2 separate regions of the Mus musculus genome follow, and region 1 is linked to region 2. The links are chromatin loops, found by intact Hi-C in ENCODE. Cell type or tissue: left cerebral cortex. All regions are shown on one strand.

What was found. A loop is a pair of places that touch in the nucleus more often than their neighbours do. Peaks named below come from ENCODE experiments on the same cell type or tissue, not always from the same donor. Only the 100,000 strongest peaks of a DNase experiment are listed, where the experiment ranks them.
Region 1: a loop joins it to region 2, with 5 times the contacts of the local background. A loop is called at or near these places in 2 of 42 quality-filtered maps.

The regions. Positions count from the first base shown.
Region 1 is chr13:49,013,350-49,018,349 of GRCm38, forward strand. No RefSeq gene overlaps it. Among named protein-coding and RNA genes, the nearest start is that of Fam120aos, 48 kb to the left of the region's middle. In left cerebral cortex, CTCF peaks have their summits at 2,225 and 3,329; DNase peaks (open chromatin) are centred at 2,280 and 3,166; H3K4me3 peaks cover 702 bases; H3K27ac peaks cover 1,563 bases.
Region 2 is chr13:49,170,552-49,175,551 of GRCm38, forward strand. The region is part of intron 1 of Gm40943 (a long non-coding RNA gene); the gene reads right to left. Among named protein-coding and RNA genes, the nearest start is that of Gm40942, 9.4 kb to the left of the region's middle. In left cerebral cortex, CTCF peaks have their summits at 2,856 (motif pointing left) and 3,055; DNase peaks (open chromatin) are centred at 225, 1,360, 2,011 and 2,844; H3K27ac peaks cover 2,064 bases.

The sequences.
Region 1 (5,000 bases), 160 kb before region 2:
CTTTTCTGCTTGAGGATTTTTCCCCCTTCTGAGATTTACAATGAGACACTACAGTGTCCCAGCAGGGAGATGGCTTCAAGTGTGGGTCCACAAAGCTGCCATTCTCAACTCACCCACAGTGACACATTCCAGAAAGCCAGTGACTGTCTGGTTTCCTTACAGGTGGCCATTCCAATGTGATGACGAGCCTTAGCTCCTGTGTGCTGTGTCTGCCCTCTCCCATACTCACTTGCCTTGCAACCTCCATTGAAGTGGATACAAAAGAAACTACTTTCCCCACTACTTGTTAGTAAAGAGTGGTGACCCGAAACAGGAAGTCCTACCTTTGTTCTTTTGTTATTCTGTTTCTTAGAGTGCCGGAGGATCCAGTTTGGGGCTGGGCAAATACTCTCAATGAACTCCAACCAGCCTCAGTCCTTGCTTTCCAGAGAAGACTCACTGTATAGCCCAGGCTGGTCTGGAACACCTGGTCCTCCTGTCCGCTGGGGTCACCCTCCTGTCCACTGGGGTCACATACCTGTGCCACCAGAGCAGGCTCACCCCTTGGTTCCTGAACAACACTTGCTCTCAGCGTTGACTCCTGCGTTGACAGTGTAACCCTTCGCTGCTTGAGCTGCTGTCCCTTCCCTGCTTGCTTACATTTTGTCTTTGGAAAGTCTGTGGTTGTGAATGCTCCTGCGGGCTTGAACTCTCATGGGGGGGGTGGGGGGGGATGTTTCACATCTTCTCTTTGTATTTTGAGAAACCTGATTATGTTGTGCATTAAGTTTTCAGTCTCTTTTCTTGTATTTAGGGGTGTGCCAGGCTTTTAAAAATTATGGGTTTACAAATTTTATCAAAAAATTTAAAATGAAGTAAGTAAAAGTATTTCTTATGTTCACCTAACTCTTTGGGAATAGCGTGTTAACTTCCTGTTGCTGTGACAAAAAAATGCATGGGTTAAAGAACTTAAAAAAGATAATTTGGGCCTGTGGTTTTAGGGATTCAGTTCATAGTCGATTGGCTTTGCTGGTTTTGGACATGTGTGAAGGCTGAAGACCCTGGAGTTAGGCAGATTCCCTGACAGACAGACAGACAGGAAAAGAGGCCATGACTAGTTAATAAAAACAGTGGGCTTCCAATATGGCAGGCTCCTTCTTCAACTTCCTGACCTATGGCAAGAGCCTGGCAGATTCAAACAAAGGCCTGGAGAGCTTTTCCCTGCTAGTAGGGCCCCCTGCCCATCCACCATGTGGACTGGTCTGACAAGTCCAAGGCTAGACCAGGATGTGTTTACCCTAAACTGGTGGGCCTATCAGCCTCCCTGTCTTTGTCCAACCCCAAATTGGGAGGGAAGACCCTGAAAAGCACAGCCCTCACCGGGACACTGGACTTCTGCTTCCCAAGCTAGCCCCCACCCCCACCCCCCACCCCCGCTTTGCAGAGCCTCTTCTTTCTGCTGTGCCCGAGGTTTCCCCCATTGCTACCTGCTGCACTTGAGGTCTTTCTATTGTGTTTATAAAAAGATAAAGAGAGAAGGAATATGTTTTGGAGAGGTGTAGTCAGGTGTGGGGGAAGGGGGTGCCTCTGCAGACCCATGCTGAGGCATCCCTTCCCCCTGAGGGACCAGCCACACCAAGGTATAGTATAGAGTTTATTCAGGGCATGGGGAGGGGAGTTGAGAGGGTAGTAGAGACAGAGAAAGACAGACAGACGGAGAGAGACAGGGAGGGGAAGGGGAGGGAGGGAGAGAGGGAGGGGGAGAGAGAGAGAGAGAGAGAGAGAGAGAAGAGAAAAGAGGAGAGGGGAGGAGAGGAGAAGGAAGGAAGGAAGGAAGGAGAAGGGAGGGGAGGAGAGGAGAAGAGGCGGGCCATGAGCACGTGGAGAGAAAGGGTAGGTAAGAGAATGGAGAGAGGGGAAAGGGGAAAGGACAGAGTGGGAGCAAGAAGACATGAGCAAGAAAGAGAGGAGAGGGCAAGCAGCCCCTTTTATAGTGAGTCAGGCACACCTGGCTGTTGCCAGATAACTGTGGGGCGGAGCTTAGACAAAACGCTAACACTTTTCCTTCCGGCTAGTTTTTTAACTGGTATAGAAAATGAACCTGATCGAGACCTCTAGCCGGTAACACAGAGGAGGCCTGTTCACCTTCTGGCAGCTGAGGAGAGAGTGGGGGAGGTGCAGGAGTGTCTCAACATCCCCTTCAAAGGCCCGCCCCTCAACGACCTAACTTTCTCCCTCTAAACTCCACCACCAGGAGGTTCCACTGCCTGGGATGGACCGGGCTTCCCGCAGACCGTACTGCACGTAGCAGCTGTGAGCTACATGCAAATTATTCTGCTTGAAATCTTCTCACTGTTCATCCACATGTTGTTGGTCATTTTAATAATTCTTTTGTTTGTGTACGTACGTGTTCCTCTGTGTCTGGGCTCCGTGCGTGCTTGTGTTCATTGGCTGTGTGTTACAGATGTGGATGCCAGGGACCCAAACCCAGAACTACAAGAACAGCAAAGCATCCTAACTGGTGAACTGTATCTCCAGCCCAGACAGTTGCTTTTTTTTTTTTTTTTTTTTTTTTGCAGCTGAGGCCCGTAGGGTTCGAGTTGTTCGAGTCCTTAACTGGAAACGCTCAAGGAGGTGGTATTTGTGCTGCAGGCCTTGGAGCCTTCTGTGTGAAACACACGGTGCCTGTGTGGCTCACTGGTGGTAGAATCATTCCTTTTTCCAGAGCTCAGAGTGCTTTTGGGGGGGAGGGAGGGATTTCGTTGTATTAAAAGCGCGGCTTTTGCTGGCACAGCACACTGTAGAAATGGATCTCCGCTTTGAAGAGGAAGGACGCAAAGCACTCTACCTTCATACGCGAAGGGGAAATGTGTCTCTCTGTCAAGTGCACGTTCTTAAAGCATCGCCTCCAGGGGCTCTCCTGGCTGTCCAGATACAGGAGGCGAGGGAATTTGGAAGAAAATTAAACACGAAGACATGGCAGTCTGCGTGCTGTGAGACATGAATTCTCTCTTGGCACGTGTGACGGGGCAGCTACAAGAAAATGAATACGGTGTTCCTAGTGCCAGGCTGTCTTGTGAATAAAGAGCCTTTAGTCCGGGAGAGGCGCGGTGTGACGCGCGCTTTCCATCTGGTGGGCCAGTTTCCAGGCCAGCTTAGTCTTGGTGCCTGCCCTGCCCCCGCTTCTGGGGATACGCCAGCCGCTGCATTAGTGATGCCCGCAGCCTCAACCCATGAGTCCCCTCCCTGCCCACCACCCTTGAGGGCCTCTCAGTCAGCAAGCTCAGAGCCTGAGGCAGCCCTGGTTCTCTTGTGTCTGGGATATACATGGTTTACAGCTTGAAGCTGTCATGCCTGGATCGCTCAGCAGGCTTGGCTTATTTTTCCAAGTGCCACCAACTGTGAAGTCACGTGTCAGCTACACAGCTTGCATTTGGGGCAACAAATAAGAAAGGGAGCAGAGGCTAACTCATGAATGAGTCTTCTTGTATACATTAAAATGAATAATCATTTAGTTCAACTCTAAAAACCTATCTTTTAAATTAACCTATCTTTAATATTATCCTTTCTTCTTTTCCTTTTTTTTTTTTTTTTTTTTTTTTGAGACAGTCTCACTATGTAGCCCTGAACTCACAGAAATCTGGCTACCTGTGCCTCCTGAGAGCTGGGATTAAAAGCATGAACATGCTTAGCTAATTTCTCAGCTAATTTTTATACTTTTTAAATAAATGATTTATTTATTATTATATGTAAGTACACTGTAGCTGTCTTCAGACACACCAGAAGAGGGCATCAGATTTCATTACGGGTGGTTGTGAGCCACCATGTGGTTCCTGGGATTTGAACTCAGGACCTCTGGAAGAGCAGTCAGTGCTCTTAACCGCAGAGCCATCTCTCCAGCCCCTAATTTATATACTTTAAGCATAGAATTATTTTTTTTCTCCCACCAGAAAAAAAAAAAGTTTGAGGATCTATAATTGGCCTGAAAACATAATGTCTATAAATAAGATTTCTTTTTACTATACCGTCTTAGTTAGGGTTTTACAGCTATGAACAGACACCATGACCAATGCAACTCTTGTAAGCATAACATTTAATTGGGGCTGGCTTATAGGTTTAGAGGCTTAGTCCCTTATCTTCAAGGTGGGAGCATGGCAGCATCTAGGCAGGCATGGTGTAGGAGGGGCCAAAAGTTCTACATCTTCAACTGAAGGCTGCTAGGAGAAGACTGGCTCCCACATGAGTAGGAGGAGGGTCTCATTGCTCACCCCCACAGTAAGATGCTTTCTCCAGCAAGGCCACACCTATTCCAATAAGGCCACACTTCCAAATAGTGCCACTCCCTGGGCCAAGCATATTTGAACCACCACATATGGTCTGGGGTGTCTTTCAGTGTGGGGTACTTCCTTCCTGTGGTGATTCGAATGAGAATGTCCTCCATAGGCTCAGATGTTCGTATATTTGATCCCCACTTGGTGGAACTGTTTGGGAAGGATTAGGGGTAATGGCCTTTTTGGAGATGGTGTGTCACTGGGAGTAGGAGGGGCTTTGAGGTTTCAAAAACCCACACCTTGTCCAATCTGGCTCACTCTCTGCCTGCTGCCTGTGGATCTGAATATAGGGTCTCAGTTACTGCTCCAGTTCCATGCCTGCCTGTCTGCTGCCCTGCTCCCTGCAGCAAGTGTATGATGGTCACGGACTAAGCCTATGACACTGTAAGTAATCCCCAATTAAATGCTTCATTTTATGAGTTTTCTTGGTTATGGTGTCACTTCACCAAATGCTTGAGTTTGATTCCCGCATGCACACACACACACACACACACACACACACACACACACTCAAATTAGGCATATACCTCTTCATTGTGAAAATTTAGGAAAGTGATGGAGAGATGGCTCAGTGGGTAAGAGCACTGACTGTTCTAGAGGACCTGGATTCACTTTCCAGCATCTACATGGTACCTTACAACTGACTGTAACTCCAGATCTAGGGGATCTGATAGCCTTTTCTTGCATCTG
Region 2 (5,000 bases):
CCCTGAAAAACAGGTAGAAGCCCTCAGGAAGGATGCAAAAATTCAGGAGTGTGAGCAAGGCCTTCCGTTCATCCGTGCACATGGAAAGAACATTTCTCTGTGTGTTTGACTCACACATTTGCACAGAGACACTCCGGGAAGAAACAGACCTGAATTCAAAAATAAGCGTGCTTGCCTGGGAGAGTTGGGGGCTGAGCAGGTGGAGTCATTTTAGAATCCAAACAGTCACTTGATATGGCTATTCCAAAAATGAAGTTGAAACGGAGGATGCCGAACACATCCTGCAACTGGTGACAGGCAAGGCTCAGTGAGAACACCGAAAACCATCAAGATGGACGCTCTGCGTGGGCGGACCGTGTGCCACGAGAATTCTACTGCAACTTGTCTATTAGAGAAAAAGGAAGAGGTGGGGGCATGGCTCAGTGGTAGAGCACCTGATTAAAAGCCCCCACCCCTGGTAGTGAGGGGTTGGGTTGCCTTGGCATTAGGGCATCTGCCTAGCACCGCACCCAGTGAGGAGCACCTGCCAAGAATCACCCAGTGAGGGCCTTGGGGTGTGTTTCAGCAGAGAATGCTTGTTTAGTATTCAGGAGGCCCTGGGTCCCCAATACTGCAAAAAGAAAAAAGAAGGGAAAAAGAGATAAGGGAGTGGAAGGAAGAGGAGTGGAGGAGGAAAAAAAGGAGAGGGGAGGTCTGTTGGGCTGAGCGCTGTTTAATGGGACACTTGAGGCAGATGGCACAAGCAATGGGTGTCTACAGTGTGATGGGGTCAGAGACCTGCAGAAGGATGGATTCGCTTGACCTTGCACAAACCAGGGCACTCAAGTGTCAGTTGGTGCGGAACCCCTGCAGACCACTGCTGAGCACAAAAGGAGCTCTCCAGATCTGAAGTTCTAAGGCAGAAGACATTTTGAACTTGCTCCCAGTGATGGTATTTCTGGGCCCACTTAGTGAACCACTGGCCTCCATAGCCTCTGGTCACACTGGGGACCTCAGGAACAAGAAGACAGTTTCACAATAGACCACTGAATTTCAGGCTGTATAATTGGGCTATACTGTGTAAGGTTCAGACGTTACTAGAACTGGCTAAATAAAATACAGGTCTGTGTCATAGAGGTGGCTCAATGGCCATTTCATCCTTCCTGAGACCCAAAAAAACCTCAACTTTTGGTTGAAAACAACTGCAATAGAAACTGCCATCTCCCAAATTCTCTTGTAGCTAGGTAGAGCTGCCCAAGGCCAGTCTGGCCATTGGATGTAAGTAAGGGCATCTAGAAAGTTCCAGAAAGCTCCAAGAGTATGTGTGTGTGGGGGAGTGCCTTTCTTTTTCTCATTCCTTGTTGCTGGCTGAGCTGAAAGCTAGATGTCTGGAACACAAGCATCTCTGTGGGGGCAGGAAGTGGGGTTATCTCCTGAGACTAGCCAAGGAGGAAGAGAGGAAAGTGAGTTCCTAAGGGTGTGCTATTCCCACCCCCAGCCTTTCCTGAACCTCAGCGTGGTTTTTAATGCTCAGGAAGAAATGTCTTATTAAGAACTGGTGCTTCACTTTTTGTGGTACTCACAGTCACACTGGGCCCTGAATGGCAAAATGTATGCAGTGCCTGCCCTGGGGCCTGGCACATATAAGATGCCAACTGAGCATCTGACCAAGTCACACAGCTATGACCAGAACTAGAAAGGGCTGGATCTAGACGGCATCTTTAGGACTCCTGTGAGGCTGGGAAACAAAGAGACAAGGAAAATTAAAAATCCTACACAGCCCCCGCTGTAGCCCGGGGCCCGAGGGGTCATGAGCTACCAACCTTCAAAGGCCACGCTGCCCACACAATGATCGTCCCAGCTGGCACAGGGCATCACCTAACAAGAAGCCATGTGTCAGCCGCACGCCTCTCTGACCACACGGTCTGCCCATTGCATGCGTTTTTCCTCTGGGTGATGTGTGCACCAGCTCTCTTTTCCTGGCCATCTGCTGTTTGGGTGGCAGGCAAGCCCTCTAGGTGCCAACAGAATGGCAGCCAGTGACAGGAACAGCTCCACAGGAAAATGGGGCTGTGTGTGGGAGGCCCAAATGTTGGACTACAGCCTACAGGGTGGACAGGGTGCCAGGTATGGGAACTGGTATCGTCAGCATCCCAGCCCAGGGTCTGACTGAGCCTTAGTCTCCAGATCCCAGAGTGAGTACTTCTATATGGGAATGTTTATGGGAGAACTGAGAGTGGAGAGACATTTGAGAGGTGGGGCGGGAGTGAGGACCACTAAAGTCACAGTCAATGTCACCCCAGCCTAGCACCAGCAAACTTCTAAGCACGTATGCAGGCTCTGGAGGGCTCCATTTCCGGTCATTCTGAGCTTCACTCTGTCCTAACACTGAGCAGGTGCCAGGGGGTGACCCTTACCCTCCCCCCACCCCCACCCCCCATCATCTCTTCACTCACTGGGTAGCATGTTGTATCTGCCCCTGTGCATGACATAATCAAGACATGGGTAGAACTCACTTGGCCATCAGCAGATGACGAGGTAAGCGACTTACTTGTCTATCCACATTCTATTCAACCCTGAAAAGGAAGGAAGTCCAGACTCTGACATGCTATGTGGACACTGTGGGGGTTGGGAAAAAGAAGTCAGTTCCAGGAGAACCACACGGTGTGTAGCTTTACTGAAATGAGGTCTCTAGAGTGGTCAGAACCAGGGAAACAAAATAAGCAGATTGGGGCTGTTGCCAGCTTTTAGTTTATGGGAAAATGAAAGGGTCTAGAGATTTGTAGCATCGCTGAGCACGAAAGGCCTGGGAAAGGTCCCAGCCAGGAGCACAGAGGAGCCCGGCGTCCCACAGCGTCTCAGCGCCCTCTGCTGGTCAAGTCTGGTGAAGCGCTCAGCGGGAAGAACTGCAGTACCTTGGAGCCTGAAGGCCAGCAGGGGATTAGAGGCCTCTGAAAAGTGCAACCCTGAAATGTGGTTAACTGGACTTCATGAAATTGGGTTATCAGAAGCCACCATTAAGAAAATGAGAGAAGGGCTGGAGAGATGGGCTTAGCGGTTAAGAGCACTGACTGCTCTTTCAGAGGTCCTGAGTTCAACTCCCAGCAACCACATGGTGGCTCACAACCATCTATAATGGGATCTGATGCCCTCTTCTGGTGTGTCTGAAGACGGCAACCGTGTTCTCATACATTAAATGAATAAATAAACCTTTAAAAAGAAAAAAAAAAAAAGGAAACAGAGAAGACAGGCAAGCGGGATGTGGGTCTCAGCCTCTTAGGAAGGGAGGGGTGAGATGCTGGGGTACAGGACGGGGAAAAAGATTTATAAAACATGTATCAGAAAAAGATATGTCAATAATATAAAGACTTGAAAAAAACAACACAGAAAAGATGAAAAACTAAGTTTTTAGATTTAGAAACCACAAAGAGATGTGAAAGTCAGGCCTGTGGCAAACACCTGGAATCCCAGCCTCTCCATAGAGAGCAGGAGAGTTGTGAGCTCAAGAGCAACCTGGACAACCTGATGAGAACTGCCTCAACATAAGGGTGGCCCTTGTCTAGCATGTATCTGACCCTCTGTTCGATCCCTAGTACCAAACCAAGGAAAGGGATGGGGGAGGGGGAGAAGAGGAAGAGGAGAAGGAGGTAGAGAAAGAGGAGAAAGAGGAGCTACAGCAGATTTAAGAACAGCTAGTGGGGGCTGAGAGGTAACTCGGGTTAAAAGCACTGGCTGCTCTTCCAGAAGACCCAGGTTCAATCCCCAGCACCCACATGTCTGCTTACAAACCATCTCTAACTCTAGTTCCAGGGCATCCAATGCCTCCTCTTGGGATCTAAAGGCACCAGGAATGCACATGTTGCAAAACAACCAAATACAAAACAACCAAATACAGCAGCTAGTCCACGCTCTGCCTCAAGCGTCTCCCGGGGAGAAGAAGGGCTCGTGCAGAGTATAACTGCACAGTCTCCCATCTGCATCTGATCCTTCCCCTCAGCTACCTGGGTAGAGCTGCGGGCTGGCAGAGGCAGAACTCCACCCGACCCCCGACTCCCCACCCAGCCTGTCTCTTTGAGTCCTTCACAGGATGCTGTGATGGCTGGCATTCTGTCACCACCTGCAGCCCCAGGGCAGAAGGGAACCGAGGGAACACACATTCCCTCAGGATTGGCTGGGGTCTCACAGAGGCTGCAGTCCAGATGGTGTTGGGCTGGGGTTCTGCCTTCCAGGTGAATCTTGCTTAGGATAAGTTGGTCCTGCTATGCATTCACATGGGTGCCTCCCGGGGCTTCTTGAGTCACCTCTGCTGTGACATGTCGGCCACACAAACCAGCCCTAAGTTACTCCAAGAAACGATCCCACTAGATCTGAGTATAGGAGCAAGGACCACCAGCCACCGAGTCAAGAATCGGCTTTTTAGAAATTAATTATTGAGGCTGGAGAGATAGCTCGGTGGTTAAGAGCACTGACTGCTCTTCCAGAGATCCTGAGTTCAATTCTCAACAACCACATGGTGGCTCACAACCATCTGTAACGGGATCCGATGCCCTCTTCTGGTGTGTCTGAAGACAGCTACAGTGTACTCACATACATTACATAAATAAATAAATACATCTTTTTTTTTTTAAAGAAATTCTTTAATCAGCTAAAGACGTGCACAGTCAGCTACTAGAAGTTAGCTCCATCATTTTTAGAAGACATGATGAAAAGAGACAGTAACAGTGACAATCAGGTTGGATAAGCCATGGAGTGACCATAAAATAGAATAAAATAGAGTTGTCTATGGTTGTATGCCACAAAATAATGTTTTGACATGTGAGGTCACCACGGTGCCTGTATTCCTAGCATCCATCTGAGAGACTGAAGCCAGGGGATTGGAAATCAGCTTTGGCTACACAGTGAGAGCCTGTCTCAAAAAATAAATGTTATGGCTTGGAAAGATGCGGCCACAGAACATGGTTTAAGGAGAAAGTGGCACAGATGGAAAGATTCTTGTGTTGCAACGGATCCTCATCGGAAGG